2 separate regions of the Homo sapiens genome follow, and region 2 is linked to region 1. A link is an interaction called in ENCODE POLR2A ChIA-PET data of the cell type or tissue named here. Cell type or tissue: K562. All regions are shown on one strand. Each heading gives the region's core, and the rest is flanking DNA. Links, peaks and the distances in the headings are about the cores only. Region 1 overlaps GNB1L (G protein subunit beta 1 like). Region 2 holds the start of LOC107985584 (a long non-coding RNA gene).

Region 1 (15,851 bases), core at 3,465-7,464:
GAAGGCTCTTGCCAGGGGTGGTCATGGTTCGGTACCACTACATGGGGGTTTAGAGCAGGGACTGGAGGTTGGCCTTGCCTCCTCCCCTCCCCGCATGAGCTGAGGGTCCTTACCTGACCTTTTTGAGCTGTGACCAGAGTTTTTCCTCATGGGGTGGTTAGAAGGGTTGAATGAGAATGATGCCCATGCAGTGCCTTGGCTGGGGTCTGGGCCCTCTAACACCCACCTCATGGGTGTCACTGTTTTTTGAACAGCAGAACTGGAAAAGCCCAAAGATCCAGCAATAAAGGAGCAAGGCAAATAAAGCTGTTACCCTGCAGGATCAGTCAGCATGAGCCAGATTGTGCTGCAGTAACAAAGATCTCCAACAGCGCAGCGGCTACAGTTGGCACTGCTTATTTCTTGCTTGCACCTGTGGGCCACCGTGGCTGGGGCCTGTCAGACCTGTGCTGACGACAGCCTACCTGGACATATTTCTCCATGCTCACTGAGGCAGGGGAAAGGCCACAGCAGGCCACAAGTAATGTGTGTCACCCCACTTCCATTTCTGTGGCCAAAGGAAGCCACAGAGCCACACCTGAGTTCCATAGGACGGCAGCAGCTGATCATCCTATGGGCTGGGGTGCTCAGTATGGAGAAGTACAAGCAGCCACCCAGCGTGGGGCTGGTTGGTGCTGCTGAGGATGGGAGGATGGGAGGGGCCTGCATCCATCCCAGGGCAACATACCTGTTTGTCTGCTGGGGCTGCCTGACAAAGGACCGCAGGCTAGGGGACTTAAACAACAGACATTTCCTCATGATTCTGGAGCTAGAAGCCTGAGATCAAGGTGTGGGCAGGGTTGGTTTCTCCTGAGGCCTCGCTCCTTGGCCTGCAGATAGCCATCTTCTTGCCGTGTCCCTGTCTGTGTCTGTGTCCTAATCTCTCATAAGCTCACTAGTCTATTGGATCAGGGCCCACCCTCATGACCTCATTTAACCCTGAATTACCTCTTTAAAGACCCTGTCTTCAAATGTAAGTACTAGGGGTTAGGACTTGAACATAAAAATATTGAAGGGACATAGTTCTGCCCACAGCGGTGCCCGCGATAGGCTTCTCTGGTTTTGTCTTTGCTGTTCCTGGCAGCGCTATATTGGGCAGGCTTCTGTGGTCTCCACATGCCTGTGTGCAGAGTCCCCCAGGCCCTGGGTTCTGGGGCCCATACTGAGGAGTGGGGATGGCCAAGCCTTGGCTGTTGAGTAGGCAGTGCCCAGTTGTGCTGTATGGGATGCTGTTTCTCACTTAAGAAATCTTTCCCTACCTGGGGGGTACAAAGGCATTATCCTGTATTCCCAGGTTGTAACTTTCTGCCTTTGACATTCAACCTTGAGTCCACCTGTAAGTGTAACTGCGGCAGAAGGGAGGGGTCTGCTGTCATCCTTGATAGCCTGTGATGAGCAGAGCCCCTCTGCCGACCGCGATGCACATGTAATATGAGCAAGAAATAAATTTTTGATGTGCGAAGCCACTGAGTTTGGGGCTTGTGTTTTCCACAGCATAACCTATTATGTCCTGACCAACAGGGGATCCCATTTCACCTTTTTCCATAGGGCCTACCTCAGCATCAGCTGCTGGCTGCAGCAACTCACAGTCTGGCTGCAGCCACCCGTGAGCCATGCCTGGCCTACCCGCCTGCTCTCTGGTCTGATCTGTCCCTTACTAGTTATTCTAGCTTTTAAGTCTTGCTTATGTCATAGGGAAACCATCCATGTCCCCATTTTTCAAGTTGTCTTTGCAAGTTTTAAAACACATTGGATCACAAATGCAGAGGCAGCGAGGATGGTGTCATGGCCCTTGCCCAGCCCCAGCAGTGTTCACACTCTCCTGGTGCAGGCCTCGGGGGTGCCTTGTCGCTGGACAGCCTGGCCAAGCCTGCTCTCCAGGACAGCAGGGCCCGTTGCTCCCTTAGTTTTTCTTTGGGCTACATCATCTCTATTACAGGGACACGGTGGGTAGGGGCTGGCCAAGGAAGAGCCCAGGCCTGTGGGGTGTTCTCATTGGCCGGCTCCTTTCCTCCTGGCCTCAGGAACCACCCCCAGCACAGGGCTGGGGCCTGTGGATGATGGGTGCTCATGCACTTGCCACATTCTTCTGTGTCCCCATTGGTGGGGCTGCCAGCTGGGTGCACAGGACATCTGACTCCCCTGCCCCCTGCTGTGCCTGCGCTGCCCACCTCACCTCTGTGTCTGAGCACTGCAGGGGACTGGGGAGTGTTTGTGGGTTGTGGAGCCAGGGCTCTTTATTCACAGGCTGTGCATAGGGGGGGCCCTCAGTGAGGGGTCCACCTGCAGCACCCACAGGGCAGAGCGAGTGGGAGGCTGGCCTCTGTCCTCATTCGCATGTCTGTGGATGTGGGCAAGCACATTGCTGGCATGCATATGTAAGCATGTGCACAGCTGACTGCATGCAGCTGGGTGGTCGGGAGTTGATGAGACATACACCTGGCCACACCACCACCTGTGTGTGATAGGGGACCTCCCCTTTCCACCCAAGGTTGCCTCCGCCACAGGAGGAGCCACACAGGCAAGTCCCTGTCAGAAAGTGTCAGCCCCAGCTTGCTTAGGGACCCCTCCTCCAGCTCCGACCAAGTTTCCAGGGCACATCCCCATCCCCGAGGCCAGGGGCACCAGCCCCAGGGGATTGGTCCCCATCCTGCACCCTCTGTGAGTGTTGTCTCTCCCTGATGGGATCGGCAGCTGGCCTACATGAACCAGGCCTCTGAGCAGAGGCTGAACTGGTGCACGGGGATGTCACGCTTCCTGTAAAGCAGTGAGCTTTTCCGTGTGTTCACCCGGGTCAAAAAGGCCGGTCCCTCTGCTGGCTGGGTTCCTGCCTCTGCCCGTAAGTGCCTGGGGCAGGCTGGCTAACAATGTCCAAGTCAGGCTTCCTTCCTGCCATCTTGCCAGGCTCCTGGGACCCGCTCCTGGGGCGACGGACATCCCCAGCCACAGCGTGAGATGCCTGCTCACAGAGAGACCCCGCCTGCCCATCCTGCCTGCCTCTGCAGCCTGGTGGCTCCTCACGCTGGCATTTCCTCTTGGCTCAGCTGAGGCAGCCCGTGTCCCAGTGCAAAGGAGAAGTCTGACTTGCAGCCTCAGCGCCTGCCTGGCGCCCCTGCTGACTGTGGAGCTGGCCAGCAGGTCACTCCTCATGCCCCAGCCATGAGGCTTCCAGGCATCCCCAAGGAAGAAAACTAATCCATGTCCTTGTCTCCATGAGACCCACTCCCCCTGCCAGCGTGGTGGGTGGTTGGTGGCCACGAGGACCCAAAGTGCTGGCAGAGCACCCAGCAGGGACTGGCAGTGCCTCGGGGGAGAACAGGCTGCAGTGGGCTGTCTAGAGGAACTTGCTTGTCTCTGCTCGGGAACGAATCACGCCATTTGGGCGTGTCCCCAGCAAAAGTGACTGATCTCTGGGACCCTCCCTCACACGCAGCAGGGCCTATCTGGAAGGGGGCGGCACAGACCTGGTGGGGTTCAGCATGTAGGCACCGTGCTGGGCCCCACCTGGCTCACTGCAGGCCAGGAGTCCTGGGTGGGGCACTGTGGGTCTCAGTCTCTGGAGAAGTGCTGGTGGCCAGCCCTGGGGCACCTGGGCCACTGCCCCAGGTGAGGTGAGGTCAGTGCCGGCCCCTGGCCTGAGGCAGTGAATCTTGCTGGGGGGCAGCTATACCCTAGGGGAGCAGGGTGGAGGTGCTTTGCCAGAGCAGAAGGCCCCTGTGGCAGAGCAAATGACCATTTCTCTAGGATGGAGAACAGACTCAGACCCAGAAGGGAGATGGGTGGCTGTCCTTCGTCGGGGCCTACAGGACTGTAGCACTCTCATCTCCACTATGGAAATCGTGTCTATGGCTGGAATCTGAGTTCTGCTTTGCAGATTTGCCAGCTTACCAGTGCTCTGGGCAGCCGGGGCTCGGGTTCCCCTCCCTGCACTGAGCTGGTTCAGGGCTTTGTGGGCCTCAGGCCAAGTTGTCAGTCAGGGCCACTCCCTGAGACGGATATGCCTGATGCAGGCCTGGAGGTGCTTTCTTCTCCAAGGGAAGGAGTTCTTGGGGGGCATACCTTATTCCCCGCCACAGAGAGACTGACATCGGTCAGCCCTGGGAGGTGGGAAATTGCTGGGGTTGGGCTGTGCACTTGCTGCCCGGGGGGCGGTGCCTGGCTCCCCCTCGCCATCGGGCTGCTGGGCACCGGCCCTCCCTGCCTCCCTGCCTCACCGGAATTCTTCCTGGGATCTGCATCTTTGAAGCCGCTGCCTCCCTGCCCGCCTGGGCGCTTCCAAAGGCGGATACTGACAGAGGATTCAATGAATCGAAGGTCGCCAGTCGGGGCGTTGACAGATGCCCAGCCGTGATACTATTTCTGATTTAATAACCGAATGGGAGGCTGGCCCTCTGTAATAATTAGGGCTAATTACTGAGGAGGTGTTGACAGACGGGCTGAGAGGAAACAAACTACCTTTATCCCGTGGCTTAGAGTCAGATTACCAGCCCGGTGCTATCTGCCCCTCAGAAAGTAGACGCTTCAATCACTCAGCGAGGCTTCAAAGGGGAACAGGGCCTGACAATGCACGGGATTTGGAAAGGAGCTATGAAGTGCGCCTTTGACTCCGAATCGCCAAACGGAGCCCCATTCCAGAAATGGTTTCTTTGTGAAGTTTGAGTTAGTGCTGGTAGACCTGTTTCCCGTGCTCAGGACAGGGAGCTGGCTGCAGTGGGAGTGGGCAGGTGGGGGCCATGGCCAGGGCTGTGGCTGCTGTGTGGCCAGCTTGAGCTGCTTAGGTCCTTCCCAGGCCAGGTGACACTAGCAGAGTCCTGGTATCTCCAGTAGCTGGCCCTGGTAGCCGTGGGTCCAAACAGGGAGGTGCAGCATGTTTTCCTTGCCCAGGGAGGGTTTCTGGTCCTTTGTGGCCGTGAGTGGCAGGTAACAGGATAGGGACCTCACCATCTGAGCAGGCTCATCCCTTCCTGTTTGCAGCTAGAGTGCAGCTTTTCTGCAGCCCTCCCTGGCAGGTCTGGCCTCCCTTGAAGGGGGATGTGTCCTTGGCATTATTTATGGCAGGACCACCTCTTGGGGGCCTGGGCATTACTCACCAGGCTGCTCCCACCCCCGTCCTGGGCTGAGAGCCAAGGCCATGGAAGCAATCCTGGCCCCCGAGGCCTTGGTGGGCAGACATCAGTGACTGAGAAGGGTTGTTGGGGGCTAGTCTCTGACTGCCCCCACTGACTCCCCGCTGATCTCCCTGCATTTCAGAGATGGGGAAGGGTGTATCTAGACCTCAGTTTCCTGGTTTGAAGCAGCAGCACTGAGATGTGTGCCAGTGAACTGACTGGGATAGCCCAGGGCTCTGTGTCTGATGCAGCTTCTTGGAGTGGTGTGTGTGAGGCTTTTTGGGAGATCAGGGTCGCTGGCTGAGGCTGCAATGCAGCGGACAGTTCTGAGATTCTGGGCCTTACTGCTGCTGTCTTCCTCACCAGGAAGGCAGGGGATGACACTGAGGTCTCTGCTCAGGACAGGCCTGTCCAGGGAGTGCCTTTCTGGTTCCAGGTGTAGCCTGGGAGGTGCCTGATGAGCAGGAGGTGGGAGGGAGCCCATTCACCAGCCACCTGTGTGCCTGCCTCAGGCCTCATGGCCTTGGCTTCATGTTCTTGCTGGCCTGGAGGACCAGCCAATTCAACATCTTCATGCTAGAACGGCTGTGCTACTTCATAGAGAAATTAGGTGGGCTGGGCTGGTGAAGCGCAACAGTGGTTAGATCAGTGCTCTTTCTGTCCCCAGCTGGCTGGGGACACCTTCTGGAAGTAACGATGGTCATAAAAGTCATCAGCTCATTTGCTTAACCGAATAACTACTAGCTTGTACCAGGGGGCACTGTTGATGAATTTATATTAGGGCAAAAATAAGATAGTAAATTATTTGGAATGGGAAAAGCGTGTAAAAGTTGACATTAAGTCTGTTTTGTTTGTTTATTTTAGAGGCAGGTCTCTTTAGGCTAGGCTGCAGTGCAGTAGTGTGATCATAGCTCACTGCAGCCTTAACCTCCTGGGCTCAAGTGATCCTCTCCTCCTGCTTCAGCCACCAACATAGCTGGGACTATCATGGCGGGCACCACCATAACTGGCCGATTTTTTTAAATTATTTGTTTGTAGAGATGGGGGTCTTGCTATGTTGCCCAGGCTCATTAAGTCTGTTTAAGTCACCTTGAGTAGAGATAGAAATTGACTCCAAAGCCAGAAACAGGAATTGAAGTTTCATAATACATTAGTGTAAATTAAATACCATTAACTGTAACACAAGAAAAAATAGCACAAGAATCTTGTACAATATATTTTATTTGAAACATAACCTGTGAGACTGTGGCCAAGAGCAGTGGTTGAGTGTGAACCTTGTGCACGGACGCATTTCTGAGCCCTTTTTCCTGTCAGCATCTTGCTCTGCGCATGACTAATGGACTAGGATTGATGCATTGTTAGTGACCAAAGTCCAGGCTTCATCCAGGGTTCCTGAATTTGCCCTAATGTCCTTTTCTGTTGCAGAATCCCATCCAGAACCCCACACTGCGTTTGCTCTCCTGTCTCCCCAGGCTCCTCTGGCCAGGACAACTTCTTAGACTTTTCTTGTTGTTGATAACCTTAAGTTTTGAGGAGCACTGGTCAGGCTCTTGTAAAATGTTCCTCCACCGGGATTTGTTGTGTTCTTCTCACGATTAGACTGAGCTTAAGGGTTTTGGGAAGAAAAGCACAAAGGTTGAATGCCATTCCTGGATGGATTTTCTTTTTCTTTCTTTCTTTTTTTTTTTTTGAGACGGAGTTTCGCTTCTTCGCCTAGGCTGGAGTGCAATGGCACGATCTCGGCTCACTGCAATCTCTGCCTGTCGGGTTCAAGCGATTCTCCTGCCTCAGCCTCCCCAGTAGCTGGGATTACAGGCACGTGCCACCATGCCTGGCTAATTTTTGTATTTTTAGTAGGGTCGGCATTTCACCATGTTGGCCAGGCTGGCCTCGAACTCCTGACCTCAAGTGATCCACCCGCCTCGACCTCCCAAAGTGCTGGGATTACAGGTGTGAGCCATGCACCTGGCCCATTCCTGGATTTTCTATCATGTCAGTGGGACGTGTGGTCAGCATGACCTAGCCCTGCTGATGCTGAGCGTCATCACCTGGCGGAGGTGGTATCTGTCAGGTGTTTCTGCTGTAAAGTGGCTGTTTTTCTCTCCTTTCCGTACTCTCCTCTTAGGAAGGGAGTCACTGCATAACCCATATTTAAACGGTTGGGAGTTATCTACTCCTCCTTGATGGTAGAGTGTCTGCATAAAGTGGAATTCTTCTGTTTGGGAGATTTGTTTATTTAGTCATTTCTTTACCTCAGTGTGGACTCATGGGCATTTTATTACGACACTAGCTCCCCTCTCATCTACACTTTTGCTGAGGTTTCAGTTACCCATGGTCAATTGCAGTCTGAAAATAGGTGAGTACAATACAACAGGATATTGTAAGAGAGAGACCACATTCACATAACTTTTATCATAGTATACTTTTTTTTTTTTTGAGGCAAGATCTTGCTGTGTTGCCTAGGCTGAAGTGCAGTGGTGTGAGCATAGCTCACTGCAGTCTCAAACTCCACGGGCTCAAGTGATCCTACCACCTCAACCTCTTGAGTAGCTGGGACTACAGACATGTGCCAACACACCTGGCTTATTATTATTATTATTATTATTGTTATTATTATTATTATTGAGACGGAGTCTCTGTTGCCCAGGCTGGAGTGCAGTGGTACGATCTTGGCTCACTGCAACCTCCACCTCCTGGGTTCAGGTGATTCTCCTGTCTCAGCCTCCTGAGCAGGTGGGATTACAGGCACCTGCCACCACGCCTGGGCTAATTTTTGTAATTTTAGTAGAGACAGAGTTTCACCATGTTAGCCAGGCTGGTCTTGAACTCCTGACCTCAGGTGATCCGCTTGCCTCAGCCTCCCAAAGTGCTGGGATTACAGGTGTGAGCCATTGTGCCCTGCCCCAGCTAATTATTTTTTGTAGAGACAGGGTCTCCCTGTGTTGCCCAGGCTGGTCTTGAACTCCTGGGCTCAGTGATCCTCCTGCCTTGGCCTCCCAAAGTACTGGGATTAGAGGCATGAACCACTGTGCCTGTCTCTAATTTTTAAATTAAACTTTCCCGTAGGTATATATGTACACTGTAGGGAAAAACATGGTGTATATAGGGTTCAGAACTATTCATGGTTTTAGGCATCCACTGGGGGTCTTGAAAAGTATCCCTAGATACTTTTCATCATCATCATTCATCATCCCCCCTAGATAAGGTGGAACTACTGTATTATTGTTATTATCTTTATTATTGTGTGCGCTTACAGTGAGTCCTAACCCATGTCTGTGTCAACACCACCTCAATCAGGACACAGAAAACTTCTCATTCTCTCAAAACCCTGCCTTTTGCTGCCCTTTGGCAGTGATCCCCTCCCCCTCCTTCTGATCCATGACAGTCACTGGTCTGTCCTCTGTACCTATACTTTTGCCTTTTCCAGGATGCCATATAAATAGTGTGTAGCCTTTTACTCAGTTCTTTGGAGATTCACCCACGTTGTTGCATTTATCAATAGTTTGTTCCTTTCTGTTGCAGAATAGTATTCCATTCATCCATAGATGGTCATTTGGGTTATTTTCTGTTTTAGGAGATTATAGTTTTCACATTTCTGTTTTGGGTGGTTAGTTATAACTACTATAAACATTCATGTACAGGTTTTTGTTTGCATATAAGTTTTCACTTCTCTAGAATACATATCTAGGAGTAGAATTGTTGGGCAACATGTTAATGCATATTTAATTTTATAAGAAACTGGGCTGGGCACAGTGGTTCATGCCTGTAATCCCAGCACTTTGGGAGGCCAAGGCGGGTGGATCATGAGGTCAGGAGATCAAGACCATCCTGGCCAACATGGTGAAACCCTGTCTCTACAAAAATTAGCCGGGCGCGGTGGCAGGCGTCTGTAATCCAGCTACCCAGGAGGCTGAGACAGGAGAATCGCTTGAACCTGGGAGGCGGAGGTTGCAGTGAGCTGAGATTGTGCCACTGCACTCCATCCTGGCAACAGAGCGAGACTCTGTCTCAAAAAAAAAATAAAAATAAAAATAAAAAAATAAATAAATAAGAAACTGCCATACTCTTTTCCAGAGTGTGGGCACCATTTTGCATTTCACCAACAAGGTTCCAGTTGCCCCACAGTATTGCCAGCACTTGGTTTTGTTGGTTTTGACAGTTTTTTTCTGAATTTTAGCCACTCTAGTAGGTATGTAGTGGTATTTCATTATGGGCATAAGTTGCATTTCCCTAATGGCTATGATGTTGAGTTGCCTTTTGTGCTTATTTGCACATCTTTTTAGGTGGAGTGTTTGGCCAAATCTTTTATGCCTTTTTAATTGGATTGTTTAGTTGCTCTTGCATTTCCTTTAATGAGCACAAAAATAGATTGTGCAATTAAATTGCGTATGCAATAAACTGCACATATTTCAAGTGGACAGTTTGACAAGTGCGGCGTCTGTGACGCCATCCCCACGCTCAAGACAACCAACATACCCACTGTGCCTAAAGTATCTTCCTGCGTCTCTGCATGCCCCTCCCTTCTTCCTCCCTGCACCTCTCTTCTCCAGGTTCCCTTTAATCTGCTTTCTGTCACTGTAGGTCAGTTTGTATCTCCTAGAATTTTGCATAAATAGAATCACAGAATTTACTCTCTTTTTCTGGCTTCTTTCACCTGACATGATTATTTTGAGATTTATTCACATTAAAGCATGTATCAGTACTTCCTACTTTGTCATTGTCAAGGATGGATATATCCAGGTGTGGATATAGCTCTGTTTCTTCTGCTGTTGATGGGCATTTGGGTTGTCTCCAGTATGTGACTGGTTTTTAAAGAAATAGCCAAACTTTGTTCCCAAGGGGTTGTACCATTTTATAATCCCATCAGCAGCGTATGAGAGTTTCAATTACTTCATAAGCTTTCCAGCAACTGGAATGGTCAGTCTTTTCTGTTTTAGCCATTCTGATAAGTAGGTAATGGCATTTTATTGTGGTTTTAATTTACATTTTCCTAGCGACTAAAGATGTTGAGTATGTTTTCATGTCCTTATTTGCCATTTGCATATCTTCTTTGGTGAAGTGTTTGTTCAAATCTATTGCCCATTCTTAGTGGTTTTATTTTGTGAGTGTGTTTTCCTTGTGGATTTTGAAAATTATATATTTGGTATATAAATTATCTGCCATATACATCATTTGAAAATATTTTTCCCCATCTGTATAGATTGTCTTTTCATTTTCTTAATAATCTCTTTTCAGGCCGGGCGTGGTGGCTCACGCCTGTAATCCCAGCACTTTGGGAGGCCGAGGCGGGTGGATCACGAGGTCAGGAGATCAACACCATCCTGGCTAACACGGTGAGACCCCGTCTCTACTAAAAATACAAAAAATTAGCCGGGTGTGGTGGTGGGCGCCTGTAGTCCCAGCTACTCAGGAGGCTGAGGTGGGAGAATGGCGTGAACCCAGGAGGCAGAGCTTGCAGTGAGCCGAGATCGCGCCACTGCACTCCAGTCTGGGCAACAGAGCGAGACTCCATCTCAAAAAAAAAAAAAAAATCTCTTTTCAAGAGCAAAGGTTTCTAATTTTGTGGAAGGTGAATTTGTGTTTTTTATCTTATGGATTATGCTTTCTGAGGGTTTTTTTAAAAATCATGAATGGATGTTGAATTCTGCCCAGTGCCTTTTCTATATTAACTTATATGATCCTGTGGTTTTTCTTTAGTGTTAACATGAGAGTTTACATTGAATGATTTTTGAATATTGAATCAGCTTTGCATTCCTGAGATAAATGCCAGTTGGCTCCAGTGTATTCTTTTTCTACACTGTTGGATTAGATTTGCTGTTTTTCCCTCCCCAACTTGAGACTTAAGCAGCAAGATATTATTTTGTTTGAGGATTTGTATGTCTATATTCATGAAATATGTTTGTTTGTGGTTTTCTTCTCTTTCTACTAACTTTGTCTGGTTTTGGTATTGGGTTAGTGCTAGCCTCATCAAATTAGTTGGGAAATGTTCTCTCTTTTTCTGTTTTCTGGGAAAATAATTTGTAGAATAGTGTTATTTCTTCTTTAAATGTTTGGTAGAATTTGCCAGTAAAGTCATGTGGGCTGGAATTTTGATTTTTTTTTTTCCCCAAGGATTTAAACTAAAAATGTGATTCCTTTAATTGATACAGGACTATTCAGGTCTTCTCTTTCTTCACATAGTCTGTGTCTTCCAACTTTCATTTCAGCTAGGTTTATTTAGCTTGAATTTATTTGAGTTGTTCATAGTATCTCCTTATCCTTTTAATGTTTCTGGTGTCTGTAGTGATAACCCTTCTTTAATTATTATAATTTGTCTCTTCTCTTTTTATTGTTGTCAGTTCAGCTAGAGATTTATCAGTTTTATTGATCTTTTTAAAGAACCGACCTCTTGCTTTATTTTCTCATTTGTTTTACTATTCTTTAAAAATATTTATTTCTGCTCTAATCTTATTTCCTTCCTTGTGCTTGTTTTGGGCTTACTTTGTCCTCTTTTTCTGTTATCTTAAGGCATAAACCAGGTCATTGATTTGGAGACCTTTCTTCTTGTCGATGTAAGTATTTAATGCTGTAAATTTCCCTCTAAGCACTGTTTTAGCTGCATCCTACACGTTTTGATATGTGGTGTTTTCATTTGTATTTAGTTTAGATATTTTCTAATTTCCCTTGGGACTTCCTCTTGAACCCATTGATTATATAAAACAGTGTTGTTTAATTTCCAAATAGTTGGAGATTTTCATTATCTTGCTGTTATTGATTTCCAGTTTAATTCCATATGATCAGAGAGCATACTTTGTATACTTTGTTTTTTTACATTTTTTTTTTTATCGAGACAGAGTCTCGCTCTGTCGCCCAGGCTGGAGTGCAGTGGCGCGATCTTGACTCACTGCAACCTCCGCCAGCTGGGTTCAAGCAATTCTTCTGCCTCAGCCTCCTGGATAGCTGGGACTACAGGCGTGCGCTACTATGCCTGGCTAATTTTTTGTATTTTTAGGTGGGGTTTCACCATGCTGGCCAGGCTGGTCTTGAACCCCTGACCTCGTGATCTGCCTGCCTCGACCTCCCAAAGTGCTGGGATTACAGGCGTGAGGTTTTTTTTTTGTTTGTTTGTTTGTTTTTTTTTTTTTTTACATTTTTAAGGTTTCTTTTATGACCCAGGATATGGCCTATCTTGATGAGTGCTCCATGTGCATTTGAGAGGAATGTGTTTCTTCTACTGAGCGGCATGTTCTATAAATGTCAACTAGGTCAAGTAGGTAGATAGTATTAGTCAGGTCTTCTGTATGACTTCCTGACCACTTGTTCAGTCAGTTACTAAGGAGGAGTTTAAGTCTCCACCTATAATTATGTAGTTATCTATTTCTACTTTCAGTTCCATCAGTTTTTTCTTCATGCATTTTGAAGTTCTCTTATTAGCTCAGTATTTACAACTTTTGTGTCTTCTTTCTGAATCGATGCCATTTATCATTGTATCTTCTTCTTGTCCGTGATAATATTCCTCACTCTGAGGTCTACTTTGCCTGATATTAATATATCCACTGCAATTTATTATTTGTATAGCATATCTTTTTCACCTTTTTATTTTTTATAGCTTATAGTTGGGTCTTATAATTAGCATGTTGGGAGCATTTATGTTTATTGTAGTGATTGGTATGGTTATATTTAGGTCTACTATTTTGTTGTTTTCTCTTTTTCTTCTCTTCTTTTTTTTTCTTCTATCCCCTCTTTCCTGTCCTCTCTTGAATTATTTAGGTATTTTAAAACATTGTTTTGATTTTTTGTTGGAACTTTGGCAGTATCTCTTTGTGTTATGTTTTTAATGGTTGCTGCAGGGATGACAGTGTACATACTTAATTAACCCTTCACAGTCTTCTTAGAGTTAATATTTTTCCATTTCAAATAAAATATAGAAGGCTTACAACCACATAGGTCCCTTACCCTCCTCCATTATGTTATAACTGCCATATTGAAAACCTCAACAGATAATACAATTTTAACAATCATACATGTTTACTGAAGTGATAAAACCGCATTTTACCATTGCTCCTCCTACCTTCTTGAAGTTCCACATGTCTTTCTGGTATCATGTCTTTTGAACCTGAAGAACTTTAGCATTTCTTTTAGTGCAGATCTGTAGGCAAGAAATTCTCATTTGCCCTCATCTGGGAATCTTTATTTTGCCTTCATCCCCAAAGAATATTTTGCTAGATATAGAGTTGTTTTCTTTCAGTTCTTTAACAAAGATGTTCCACCCTTCTGGCCTCCATGGTTTCATTATTATTTTTCAGCAGTTTATGATGTTTCAATATTGTTTTCTTTGAATTTATCCTATGGTTCGTTTATGGTTCATCATGTTCTTAAACATATGTGCTTTTGTCTTTCTCTAAGTTTGTGAAATTTCAGGCATTATTTATTCAATTAATTTTTGGGTCCAAATCTGTTTCTCTCTTCTACTTCTCAGACTCCACTGCCCTTAATGTTAGACCTTTTACTATTATTCCACAAGTCCCTGCTATGCTAACCACTTATTTCAATCTTTTTTCTTTCTGATCTTATATTGAATAATTTCACTTACTCAATCTTTTATTTTATATTTATATTTATATTTATATTATTATTATTATTGTTTTTCTCTTTGAGACGGAGTCTCACTTTGTCGCCCCGGCTGGAGTGCCGTGGTATGATATCGGCTCACGGCAACCTCCGCCTCCCAGTTTCAAGCAATTCTCCTGCCTCAGCCTCCCAAGTAACTGGGATTACAGGCGCCCGCCACCATGCCTGGCTAATTTTTGTATTTTTTTAGTAGAGTCAGGGTTTCACCATGTTGGCCAGGCTAGTCTCGAACTCCTGACCTCAAGTGATCCACCTGCCTCAGCCTCCCAAAGTGTTGGGATTACAGGTGTGAACTACCGCGTCCGGCCTATTTTATTTTATTTTAGAGACAGGGTCTTGCTCTGTTGCCTAGGCTGGAGTACGGTGGCACGATCATAGCTCACTGCAGCCTTGAACTCCTCAAGCCATCCTCCGTCTTGGCCTCCCAAAGTGCAGAGATTACAGATGTAAGCCACCACGCCTGGCCCACTTTATGTCACTCTGTCATCTCCCATTCCATTATTGATTTTTTTCAGATATTATTCAGTTCTGAAATTCGTATTTGTTTGGTTTTTTAAAAAATAATTTCTATTTCTCTGCTGAGAGGTCTTTTCCCTCCATTCAGTTCAAGGATGTTTATTTTTGCCTCATGCAGCATAATCATAAAGCTGCTTTAAAATTTTTACCAGATATTTCCAACATCTGAATCTTCTCAAGGTTGGCATCTGTAAATTGGCTTTTTCCTTGAGAGTTGGTCTCATTTTCCGGGTTCTTTGTATGCTGAATAATTTTGGATGATATCCTAGACATATCCTGGGTTGAATAGTGTGTGAGGTCCTCCAGAGAGAGCTGAGTTTGGCGCTAGCAGGCAGTCAACCCAGTTAGATTTGCACAAGCTCCATCTCGCCCTCCGTGGGCTGTGGTTTTAATCTCATTTTTATTTTCAGAGCTTTTGACATGCTGCTTTGGTTCTGTCTCGCACATCAGCCACCCAGGGCTCAGCCTGAGACTTGAGTGTTGGTTTACTTCCCTTCTTACAGCTGGTGCTGCTTTGGGTCTGCCCTGTGTATACACAGCTCAGGGGTGAGCTTGAGGCTTCTGTGTATTTATTCACAGAATTGGGGAACTTTTTTTAGCTCTCCCCACTCTGTAGTTTCCCCCCTTGCCATCTTGCAGGGTTCCCTTTCCTTGGTTCCCCTGATCAGAAAGACAAGCTTCTCTCTCAGTCACTTTCCCCTGGGCTCTGTGTGCAGGGCCATCCCTGGGGCAGCACCGTGAGAGAGGGGGACAGTAAACCTTCAGGGTTTCCCCTCACATTCTTGGGGCCGTAGCGCACCTTTTTCTCTGTATCTCTATCTAGAAATTTGGAGTTTTATCCAAGTTTTAGCCACTGCTGCCTGGTAGCTCTGCAACCAGGGCCAACTGTAGGGCAGCACCCCAAAACACACATACGAATAACCTAGGAAACATGTCTCTGTGTAGGTCACTGTCCTAAGCTTTGCTTTCCTCCAAAACCCGGCTGGCTGCTGTTGCCCACTTTTCTGTTTTCAGAGAATTGTTTTTTGGGATTTTTTGGGGGGTGGGATAGAATCTTGCTCTGTTGCCCAGAGAGGAGTGCAGTGGCACAATCACAGCTCGCTGCAGCCTTGAACTCCTGGGCTTAAGTGATCCTCCCACCTCAGCCTCCCAAGTAACTAGGCCTGCAAGCACACGCTATCAGCCCAGCTAATATTTTTTATTTTTCGTAAAGACAGGGTCTGACTATGTTGCCCAGGCTGGTCTTGAACTCCTGGCCTCAAGTGATCCTCCCACCTCAGCCTCCCAAAGTGCTGGGATTAATGATGTTAGCCACTGTGCCCAGCCTTAGGTAGTTGCTTTTTATATTTTGTCCAGAGTTTTGAGTTGCAGTCAGCCTGAGAGAGAGGCTGTAATGAGCTTACTTCATCCTGCCAGAACAAGAAGCTTTTCTGTAGTTTTAATTTACATTTTTCTATGAGTAAGCTTTTGGTTGAACATCTTTTCATGTGTTTAATGGGCATTTTCATAGCTTTTTCTGAATTGTCTATTCATCTCTTTTTCCCATTTTTCTATTGAGTTTTTAGGCTTTCCTTAATA
Region 2 (11,015 bases), core at 5,692-9,691, 850 kb before region 1:
GTGCAGGCGAAGGCCTAGATGCCAGTGTGACCTCCCACAAGGCGTGGCTTCCAGACTCCCCGGCCGGAAGTGATGCTTTTTTGCCGCGGGCCCTGGGTTTGAAGCAGCCTGGCTTTCTCTTGGTAAGTGGCTGGTGTCTCAGCAGCTGCAATCTGAGCTCAGCCACCTACACACCACCGTGGCCAACACTTTCATTAAAAAGTTTCCTGAGACGACTTGCGTGCATGTTGACTTCATGATCAGCGCCGCTGGGAAGAACCCCTGAGCTTGTGGGGTGGGGCTGGAAGCAGCAGGTGCAGTGATGGGGCTGGGTGCCCAGGAGGCCTCAGTGCTCAATCAGGCCAAGGTGGCCAAGCCCAGGCTGCAGGGAAGGCCGGCCTGGGGGGTGCGGGTGAGCACAGGCAGGCACCAGCTGGGCAGTGTTAGGATGCTGGAGCAGCATCCGTAACTCCACTGAGTGGGGTAGTCTGGTTGGGGCAGGGACCGCTGTTGCTTTGGCAGAGAGAGATGATCCCCACTGGGGAGAGGCTGTTCTGACTCTGCAGGTGGGACAGGGACAGATGGCCACCAGGGTGACCCGGCTGGTCTTCCTTTGCTATGCTAAGCCCTGGGACATGGAGGATTCCTGCCACACAGCCTGGGCCCGGGTTCTTACCTGTGGCCACCGCTCTGGCACGAGCCCCTCAGTCTTGGGTGGTTTCTGCCTGGTCCGGGATTTGGTGTTGCTGCTGACTCCAGCCTTTCCACCACCTCTGCATGGGCCGTGGGTGTTGTCAGCTGCCTCCTGCCTTGGCTTCAGTAGCTCACCCAGCTTACAGGGGAGCTGCCCTGGGCTGGAGATGGGCACGCACCCTGGGTCCTACTTGAATGAATGCAGCTTGAGGAGACCCGGCCATATACACTGGGCCACAGGTTACCCTCGGCAATGCCCACATCAGCCGTCAGCCTGAGCCTCCCCAGGAGAGCAAGGCTCACACGACAAAGGCTGCCCGTGGCCAATGAGGTGGCTGAGCCCAGCCAGGACCTTTCTCGGACTCCCGGGATGTGGCTCTGCTCGTGAGCTGCCTGGTCAGCTCTCTCGGGGTGAGAGGGGCTTGTCACACGGGCCTCTGCCTGCAGTGTGACCCTTCTCAGCTTCTCTCAGCAGCCCTGCCTGCGGAGTGTCACCGCCACCATGATCATTTCCCTGACACAGCGAGGGTGGGGGGACGTCCTGGGTAGAGACAGGGCCCGTGGCAGCAGCAGGCTCAGGGGCGCCCTGCACTGGTGGGCTGGGGACCTGGTGGAGACCACGCCAAGGGCTGGACAAGGGGACGAGCCTCCACCCTGGCCTCTCCGCAGGCCTCAGCAGCCCCTCCCACAGGCAGAAGGGTTGACACTGGGTTCTGCCCTCACTGCAAGAGCTGCAAGTGCCACGTGCTGTTCTGCCCAATCTGGTGTCTGCAGGTGAGGGAAGGGCTGCCGCTGGCCCGTTTCTGAGTGTTCAGCACCTAAGGGTGACAGCACTGTCTGTCCCTACCCTCCAGGTCCTGTTTGAAGATCAAACCCATGCTCACAGGCCAATTTTTTTTTTCTTTTAGAGACAGGGTCTCACTTTGTCACCCAAGCTGGAGTGCAGTGGTGCGATTATAGCTCAATGCAGCCTCCAATTCCTGGACTCAAGGGACCCTCCTGCCTCAGCCTGCCAAGTAGCTTGGACTATAGCTGTGTGTTTTCTTATTATTTTGTAGACATGGGGTCTGGCTATGTTGTCCAGGCTATTCTCAAAATTCCCGGCCTCAAGCAATCCTCCTGCCTCGGCCTCTCAAAGGTTGGGATTACAAGTGTGAGGCAAGGCACCCAGCTCAGCCACAGAGCCCTGTTGCATCTCTCTTACTAGGAGCAAGAGCTGACTGCCCCCTCATCCCCATTCCAGAGTGTTGGGGCTGTGTTCAGCCGAGGCCGGGCCACTGGCATGGCCCAGGGAGCGGGATCCTTCACTGCTGCCCCAAATCTGAGATCATTCCACCTTGACAAGACTTCCTCATCCAATCCCTTTACTTGACAGCTGGGGAAACCAATGCGCACAGAGCACCCCCAGCTCACTCGGGGTCTCAGAGCTGATCCATGAGCAGAGGCTGAGATCCTGGGATCTTGTCCCCCAGCCTCCCTGCAAGCTTACTCCCTTTCTGCTGGAAGAGATGGGGCCGGACCTCGACCAGCAGCCCTGGCCTGGACATGACTGTGCTCATGCAGGTATTGAGGCCGAGATGCCCCGGCATCATATGTTTTTCTTTTCTTTTCTTTTCTTTTTTTGAGATGGTGTCTCACTCTGTCACCCAAGCTGGAGTGCAGTGGCATGATATTGGCTCACTGCAACCTCTGCCTCCCGGTTAAAGTGATTCTCCTGCCTCAGCCTTCCAAGTAGCTGGGCCTACAGGCTTGTACCACCATGCCTGACTAATTTTTGTGTTTTTACTAGAGACGGGGTTTCCCCATGTTGGCCAGGCTCGTGTCAAACTCCTGACCTCAGGTGATCCACCTGCCTTGGCCTCCCAAAGTGCTAGGATTACAGGCATGAGCCATGGCATCACTTAAATGTAGTGAGAGGCCGGGCTCGGTGGCTCATGCCTGTAATCCCAGTACTTTGAGAGGACGAAGCTGTCAGATCACCTAAGGTCAGGAGTTCGAGACCAGCCTGGCCAATATGGTGAAACTGTGTCTCTACAAAAAAATAGAAAAAAAAAATCCCTGCGTGGTGGTGAGTACCTGTAGTCCCAGTTACTCAGGAGTCTGAGGCATGAGAATCGCTTAAACCTTGGAGGCAGAGGCTGCAGTGAGCTGAGATGGCGCCACTGCACTCCAGCCTGGGTGACAGAGCAAGACTTTGTCTCTAAATAATTAAATAAATAAATATGGCCGAACATGGTGCCTTAGGCCTGTAATCCCAACACTTTGGGAGGCTGAGGCAGGTGGTTCATGAGGTCAGGAGCCTGAGACCAGCCTGGCCAAGACGGTGAAACACTGTCTCTACTAAAAATACAAAAATTAGCCAGCTGTGGTGGCAGGCACCTGTAATCCCAGCTACTTGGGACACTGAGGCAGGAGAATCGCTTGAAACTGGAAGTCAGAGGTTGCAGTGAGCCGAGATTGCACCACTGCACCCTAGCCTGGGCGATGGAGCAAGACTCCATCTCAAATAAATAAATTAATAAATACAGAGCAAGATTCCATCTTAAATAAATAAATAAACTTACACCTGTAATCCTAGCACTTCGGGAGGCTAAGACAGGTCAATCACCTGAGGTCAGGAGTTCGAGACCAGCCTGACCAATATGGCTAAACTCCATCTCTACTAAAAATACAAAAATTAGCCGGGCCTTTTGACGTGTGCCTGTAGTCTCAGCTACTTGGGAGGCTGAGACAGGAGAATTGCTTGAACCCAGGAGGTGGAGGTTGCAGTGAGCCGAGATCTCGGCTGCACTTCAGCCTGGGTGACAGAGTAAGACTGTCTCAAAAGGAATAAATAAAATACAAAATAAAAAAAATGTAGTAAGATTGCAGAGTCGTGCCGCGGAAGCGTGCTGGTCCTATCCATGTAGTGAAGGCTGATTTCATACAGAAATGTCACAAGAACTTTTTTTTTCTTTTTCTTTTTCTTTTTTTGAGACGGAGTCTCGCTCTGTCACCCAGGCTGGAGTGCAGTCGCGCGATCTCAGCTCACTGCAAGCTCTGCCTCCCGGGTTTATGCCGTTCTCCTGCCTCAGCCTCCCGAGTAGCTGGGACTACAGACCTGTGCAGCAGATGCTGGGGGATCCACTAGGCCCAGACAGTCTTAGGACTTGTGTCTCTCCTGCTGTGCATCCATACTGGGTGCTTTAGAAATGGCAGGCAGACCAGAAGCCCCTGTAGCAAGTGAGGACAAAGTGTGGGAAGGCCGTGAGGGTCTGCAGTCCGAGATGGCCTTGTCCTCAACCTGCAGTGCACTGTTGATGCGCTGGAATGCCGCCTCCTTCTCCCGGTCCAGGTCTTCAGCAGTGACCCAGTACCCCAGCTCTAAGGGAGGTGGCAGCATCAAAGGCTCCCCTCGCCTGCGTGGCAGCAGGGGAAACTTGTGTCTACGGGGCCTAGAGGACTGGGATCTGGGGGAGCCACCCCTGGGGCCGAGTGTCTGCCCTGGTGCTGTATCTGCCGTCTTTTCACACTGGGTGTGACCCGAAGAGACAGCCTCAGGTCCGTCCTCACTCACTGTGTTTGAGGAACTGAGGGTCAGCTGGCAGTGGGATGAGGCTGGCGCCTCTTCCGCTTTCGTCCCGGGAGGTCTCCCGTAGAGCTGCAGGAGCTCGAGATGGCATTTCGTTTGGGGCACGAGCTGGTCCGGGAGGTCTGGGATCTCTGGTTCTGACCTCTGGGCACCTGCTGCAGCTGTGGCTGAGGCCCAGAAATGTGAAGGGCCTCCATCCACTCCAATAGTGACCCCAATGTGCGGTTCAATGTGGAGGGGGGAGGGGCTGCTGCGGCAGCTGCAGGAGCAGAAGTGCCAGGCCTTGTTCTTCTCATGCCCGCATCCATGCTTGCAGCTGGGAAGGGGGCAGGAATCAGCGAGGTGACCTGGGCTGAGTCCTGGGAGTGGGAAGAGGTGGCAGGAAGGGGATCTGAGGAGGAGAACAGGGGGCCTGGTGGTCTGTGCTTCTCCCCAGACATGGGAGCTGTAGAGGGGACCTCTGTAGCAGATGCTAGGGGGGCCACTAGGCCCAGGCAGTCTTGGGACTTGTGTCTCTCCTGCTGTGCATCCATACTGGGTGCTTTAGAAACGGCAGGCAGACCAGAAGCCCCTGTTGCAAGTGAGGACAAAGTGTGGGAAGGCCGTGAGGGTCTGCAGTCTGAGATGGCCTTGTCCTCAACCTGCAGTGCACTCTTGATGCACTGGAATGCCGCCTCCTTCTCCCAGTCCAGGTCTTCAGCAGTGACCCGGTACCCCAGCTCTACGGGAGGTGGCAGCATCAAAGGCTCCCCTCGCCTGTGTGGCAGCAGGGGAAACTTGCGTGTACTGGGCCTAGAGGCCTCGGATCTGGAGGAGTCATTCCTGAGGGCGAGTGTCTGCCCTGGTGCTTTCTCTGCCACCTTTTCACACTGGGTGTGACCCGAAGAGACAGCCTGAGGCCTGTCCTCACTCACTGTCTTTGAGGAACTGAGGGTCAGCTGGCAGTGGGATGAGGCTGGCCCCCTCCTCCGCTTTAGCCCCGGCAAGCCTCCCGTGGAGCTGTAGGAGCTGGAGATGGCATTTCGGTTGGTGCACGAGCTCGTCCAGGAGGTCTGGGATGACTGGTCATATCTGATTTCTGACCTCTGGGCATGGAGGTCTGTCTGCAGAGGCCCGGGCCCGGGCACAAAGGGAGAGAGGCCTCCATTGTCCCGCAGGGGCCGAAATGCAGACGGTGCATCCCCGGTGACCTCGGGGACCCTTCTCTGATCACCAGGATTCTCTTGGACTCTAGGGTCCTTGTCCTGCTCAGGCATCCCTGCCCCGCTCTCCTTGAGGGCCCTCAACACTATCTTCCCTGGACACAAGTCTGGGGACAGCCGGCTGTTGTGGACCCCAAAGGGGTGACTCCCAGCTCCTGGGCCCCACAGAGAGTCCATGTTCTCAGTGCAGTGGCTGAGCTGGAGGACGCCCTGGAACTCGGAGCACACAGCACTGGCTTGCTGTGGTACCTGTGCAATCAAATTGAAGGCAGGATCCCAGAAAGGAAGGCAGGGCTTGCAGGATCACGGAAAACCTTCTTAGAGTTGTCTTGACACCACGGATGTCAAGTGTCCGGGTGCTTGTAGGATGGCCTGCCACTCAGTCCACGGGCAGGAGCAACGGGGAGATCCCACAGGCAAAGTGAACTGGGGGATGGGCTGAACGGGCTCCAGGCAACTGAGCCCTACTGGCAGGTCCTCGGCCTGGGCCCGAACAGGAAGGAGGGGCACAGAGTGCCCAGGTAACCGCTCCTGGGAGCAGTGGGGAACCGTCGGTTGCTTGAACTCTCGAGAGCTGGGCTCTGAGCGTCCTCGTCCAGCCGCCAACTCGGCCAACGGCTAAGCCAGCAGTTTCTTCTGTTGCCGGGCAACGCGCCTTTTAAACCTGAGGGAGCGGGCGCGTGAGCACATCACGGCGCCCGTGACAGAGCGAGCTTAACGGATTAATAAGCGCAGCCAGGTACCCGCGCGAGGCACTTGCTGGCAATGGCGGGAGGCGGACGTGGGGGGTCATGCAATAGGTACTGGAAGGAGAGAGGCGGGCACAAAGGTCGCGGGAGGAACAGGTGCCCACAATGGCGGCAGATCTGCCCGTGGATCACTGAAGATTCCTGCTCTCCTGCTGAGGTGGAGATTGCAGTGAGCTGAGATCGCACCATTGCACTCCAGCCTGGGCAACAAGTGCAAAACTCAGTCTTCAAATAAAAAAAAGAAAAAGAAAAACAAAAGGCCGGGCGTGGCGGCTTATGCCTATAATCCTAGCACTTTGGGAGGTCGGGGCGGACGGATCACGAGATCAGGAGTTGGAGACCAGCCTGGCCAACATAGTGAAACCCCCTTTCTAGTAAAAATACAAATTTAGTCAGACATGGTGGCACGCGCCTGTAGTCCCAGCTACTCCGGCGGCTGAGACTGGAGAATCACTTGAACCCGGGGGCTGGGAAGGGATTGCGATGCGCCGAGATCGCGCCACTGCACTCCAACCTGGGCAACAGAGTCAGAGTCTTTTTTTTTTTTCTTTTTTTTTTTTTGAGACGGAGTCTCCCTCTGTCGCCCAGGCTGGATTCCAGTGGCCTGATCTCTGGGCTCACCGCAAGCTCCGCCTACCGGGTTCACGCCATTCTCCTGCCTCAGCCTCGGGAGTAGCTCGGACTACAGGCGCCCGCCACCACACCCGGCTGCTTTTTTGTATTTTTAGTAGAGACGGGGTTTCACCGTGTTAGCCAGGATGGCCTCGACCTCCTGACCTCGTGATCCGCCCGCCTCGGCCTCCCAAAGTGCTGGGATTAAAGGCGTGAGCCACCGCGCCCGGCCGAGACTCTGTCTTAAAAAAAAAAAGGCCGGGGCTGTGGCACTTTGGGAGGCGGAGGCGGGTGGATCACGAGGTCAGGAGTTGGAGACCAGCCTGGCCAACATAGCGAAACCCCGTCTCTACTAAAACTACAAAAAATTAGCCGGGCGTGGTGGCGGGCGCCTGTAGTCCCAGCTACTCTGGAGGCTGAGGCAGGAGAATGGCGTGAACTCGGGAGGCGGAGCTTGCAGTCACCCGAGATCTCACCACTGCACTCCAGCCTGGGTGACAGTGCGAACCTCCGTCTCAAAAAAAAAAAAAAAAAAAGAGAGAGAGAGACACAGAGAAAAATGTTTATTGACTTAATGCACTTTTATGCCTGTGTTCTTCAATTTGCTTAGGAAAGACCTACACTTGAGAGCTGGGACTGTGGCCGATTGTGGACATGAAATATATGGTTTCTTGCAAAAACTAGACACTGAATAATTACGATTTAGTTGAGCTAGAAATCCATTTGGTTTCTTCCATATTTTTCCAAAATTTTCATCCTTTTTTTTTTAATTTTGAGACGGAGTTTCGCTGTTGTCTCCCAGGCTGGAGTGCAATGGCGCGATCTCAGCACCTGCTGGCAATGGCGGGAGGCTAGGGGACGCTGGCTTGATAGGTACTGGAAGGAGAGGCGCGCGCACAAAAGACTTGGGAAGACCTGGCGCGCACAATGGCTGCAGATCCGCCAGTGGATCACTGAAGATTCCTGCTCTCCTGCTGAGGCGGGGATTGCAGTGAACTGAGATCGCACCATTGCACTCTAGCCTGGGCAACAAGAGGGAAACTCCATCTCACACACACACACACCAAAAAAAAAAAAAAAAAAAAAAAAACACACAAAGAAAAGAAAAAGTAGTGGCCAGGCGTGGCGGCTCACACATCCCAGCACTTTGGGAGATTGGGGCGGGCGGATCACGAGATCAGGAGTTGGAGACCAGCCTGGCCAACATAGTGAAACCCTGTCTCTACTAAAATACAAAAATTAACCAGACATGGTGGCACGCGGCTGTAGTCCCAGCTACTGGTGTGGCTGAGGCAGGAGAATCACTTGAACCCGGGAGGCGGAGGTTGCGGTGTGCCGAGATCGCGCCACTGCACTCCAGCCTGGGCTACAAAGCGAGACTTCCTGTCAAAAATAAATAATTAATTTTTAAAAATTATGTAGAAGATAAAAACTTTATGTTCTTTTTAATGTTTGCTGTCCATAAAATCATCTGGGCCTGGTGCTTTTCTTTGGTTTTGTTTTTTTGTGAGATTTTTGAGGGGATGGGATACAGATTTTTTTTTTTTTTTGAGACGGAGTCTTGCTCTGTTGCCCAGGCTGGAGTGCAGTGGCACCACCTCGGCTCACTGCCACCTCCGCCTCCCGGGTTCACGCCGTTCTCCTGCCTCAGCCTCTGGAGTAGCTGGGACTACAGGCACCCGCCACCAGGGCCGGCTAATTTTTTGTATTTTTAGTAGAGATGGGGTTTCACCGTGTTAGCCAGGATGGTCTCGATCTCCTGACCTTGTGATCCGCCCACCTCGGCCTCCCAGAGTGCTGGGATTACAGGCGTGAGCCACCGCACCCGGCCGGGATACAGATTTTAAAATAAACATTCAATTCCTTTAATGGTTCTAGATCTAGACAAACTTTTCTGCTTCTCCCTACTTTGTTTTTATGAAGTTATATTTTTCTTTTGAGACAGAATTTCTCTGTTGCAGTCACGCGATCTCGGCTCACTGCAACCTCCGCCTCCCAGGTTCAAGTGATTCTCCCGCCTCAGCCTCCCAAGTAGCTGGGGTTACAAGCATGTTCTACCACACCCAGCTAATTTTTGTATTTTTAGTAGAGTTGGGGTTTTACTATGCTTGCCAGGCTGGTCTCGAACTCCTGAGGTCAGGTGATCTGCCAACCTCGGCCTCCCAAAGTGCTGGGATTACAAGCATTAGCCACCCCACCTGGCCTGAAGTTATATTTTTCTATAAAACTGCCTGTTTTGATATTTTAAAAAAATCACTGGCATAACTTGGTTTATGTAATGTCCTTATGAGTTTTGTCTTAATATTATTTATTTATTTTATATATTTATTTAGAGATTGAGTCTTGCTCTATTGCCCAGGCTGGAGTGCAGTGGCCTGATCTTGGCTCACTGCGACCTCCGCCTCTCAGGTTCAAGCAATTCTCGTGCCTCAGCCTCCTGAGTAGCTGGGATTATAGGCACCCACCACCACACCCAGCTAATTTTTGTGTGTGTTTGTGGTTGTTGTTGTTGTTTCTTTTTGTGAGACAAAGTTTCGCTGTTGTTGCCCAGGCTGGAGTACAATGGCGCAATCTCAGCTCAGCACAACCTCCACCTCCCGGGTTCAAGCAATTCTCCTGCCTCAGCCTCCTGAGTGGCTGGGATGACAGGCATGCGCCACTACACCAGGCTAATTTTATATTTTTAGTAGAGATGGGGTTTCTCCATGTTGGTCACGCTGTTCTTGAACTCCTGACCTCAGGTGATCCGCCCGCCTCAGCCTCCCAAAGTGCTGGGATTACAAGGGTGAGCCACCGCACCTGGCCATTTTCATATTTTTAGTAGAGACGGAGTTTCACCATGTTGGCAAGGCTGGTCTCAAACTCCTGACCTCAAGTGATCTGCCAGTCTCGGCCTCCCAAAGTGCCAGGATTACAGGCGAGAGCCACCGCACCCGGCCTAGCCACCACGCCCGGCCCATTTATTTCTAAGTAGAAAATACATTTGTATATTTCAAAATTCAGAAGGCATCATCTCAACCCTGTCCCTATTCCTGCAGTTTCTCAGATACAACCAAATAGATTCAATTTCTTGGTATCTTTCTAGAGATAGTTTATGAATATAAACAAATATCCAAATAAATAAATATGTTCTTTTGCTTTTTTTATACAAATATTACTTTATTGTACCTATTGATCTGTTCCTTTCTCTTTCTTTCTTTTTATTATTTTATTTTATTTTTTGAGACAAGGTCTTGCTCTGTGGCCTAAGCTGGAGTATAGTTGTGCAATCTGGGCTCACTGCAGCCTTGACCTCCGAGGCTCAAGCGATCCTCCCACCTCAGCCTCCCGAATAGCTGGGACTATAGGGCCATGCCACCAAGCCCGGCTAAACTTTTTGTATGTGTTGTAAAGGCAGAGTTTCACCGTGTTGTCCAGCCTGGTCTCAAACTCTTGGGCTCCCGCGATCTGCCCAGGTAGGCCTCCCAAAGTGCTGGGATTACAGGCATGAGCCACCATGCCCAGCCTCCAGCTCTTATAGTGGACCTGATATTATAATGCCCACTTCCTATGATGAAAAGGAACTGAATGAGTGTGGAATCTCTAGGACCACGCTGGCATATAATGGGCCCTTGGGGTTTAGTTTAGTAGCAAATTAAAAGGTGCCCATTCCTCAAAACCTTCTATAGACGTTTTTCACGAAACTGCCATGGATAAATATCTGCAAATCAAAGCAAAACTTTAGGGACAAACTACATCAGTCTTTGCCTGTGAATTTTGCATCTATGATGCAAATGACATCCCTCTAAGGTGTTACCCTTCTGCAGTGCACTACCTGTGCAACTGTCCTCAGCAAAGATAGAGTAATCTGCAGTAACTGAGTGGTGGCTGCCCCCTTTACAGAGGCATAAGTTCTCAACTTGCCACAGTCTGCACCATTCTGCTTTGTTACCACTTGTGTCTGCACTGAGTCCCCACGTCAGCCGTGTGCTAAGTCCTATGGAGCTGGCCTTCACGGTGCTCACACACCTGTACCCTCCTCTGTGCCCCACGGACCCTGCACTCATCTGGGCCTTCATGTGCTCTCACTCATTCCTGTCACACAAACCCCTACTAAGTACTGCACATTGAACTGGGCATGGTATCCAAGATGCCCAAGCAAGTCCCTGCCCTCCCCATGTTCATGTTCTGGTGACCTCAGGAAACTATTAAAATATAAGGAGGGGTGTA

Evidence for each region. ChIA-PET counts read pairs that join two places held together with the same protein. Peaks named below come from ENCODE experiments on the same cell type or tissue, not always from the same donor. Only the 100,000 strongest peaks of a DNase experiment are listed, where the experiment ranks them.
Region 2: POLR2A ChIA-PET joins it to region 1 with 5 read pairs; 1 of 35 experiments calls an interaction of 5 or more read pairs at or near these places.

Annotation. Positions count from the first base shown.
Region 1 is chr22:19,831,796-19,847,646 of GRCh38, reverse strand. The region is part of intron 2 of GNB1L (G protein subunit beta 1 like); the gene reads left to right. It overlaps RTL10 (retrotransposon Gag like 10), which reads left to right. Exons shown (of 3, transcript NM_024627.6): 3 at 1-1,501. Among named protein-coding and RNA genes, the nearest start is that of GNB1L, 15 kb to the left of the region's middle. RefSeq lists enhancers at 2,099-2,611, 2,612-3,124, 3,125-3,638. In K562, for the core only: a CTCF peak has its summit at 5,869; DNase peaks (open chromatin) are centred at 3,936, 4,504, 5,290 and 5,816.
Region 2 is chr22:20,684,638-20,695,652 of GRCh38, reverse strand. It overlaps LOC107985584 (a long non-coding RNA gene), which reads right to left and starts at 117. Exons shown (of 2, transcript XR_007068010.1): 1 at 1-117. It also overlaps the pseudogene POM121L4P and the pseudogene BCRP5. RefSeq lists a silencer at 8,491-8,711. In K562, for the core only: no CTCF peak of the experiment used is centred there; a DNase peak (open chromatin) is centred at 7,387.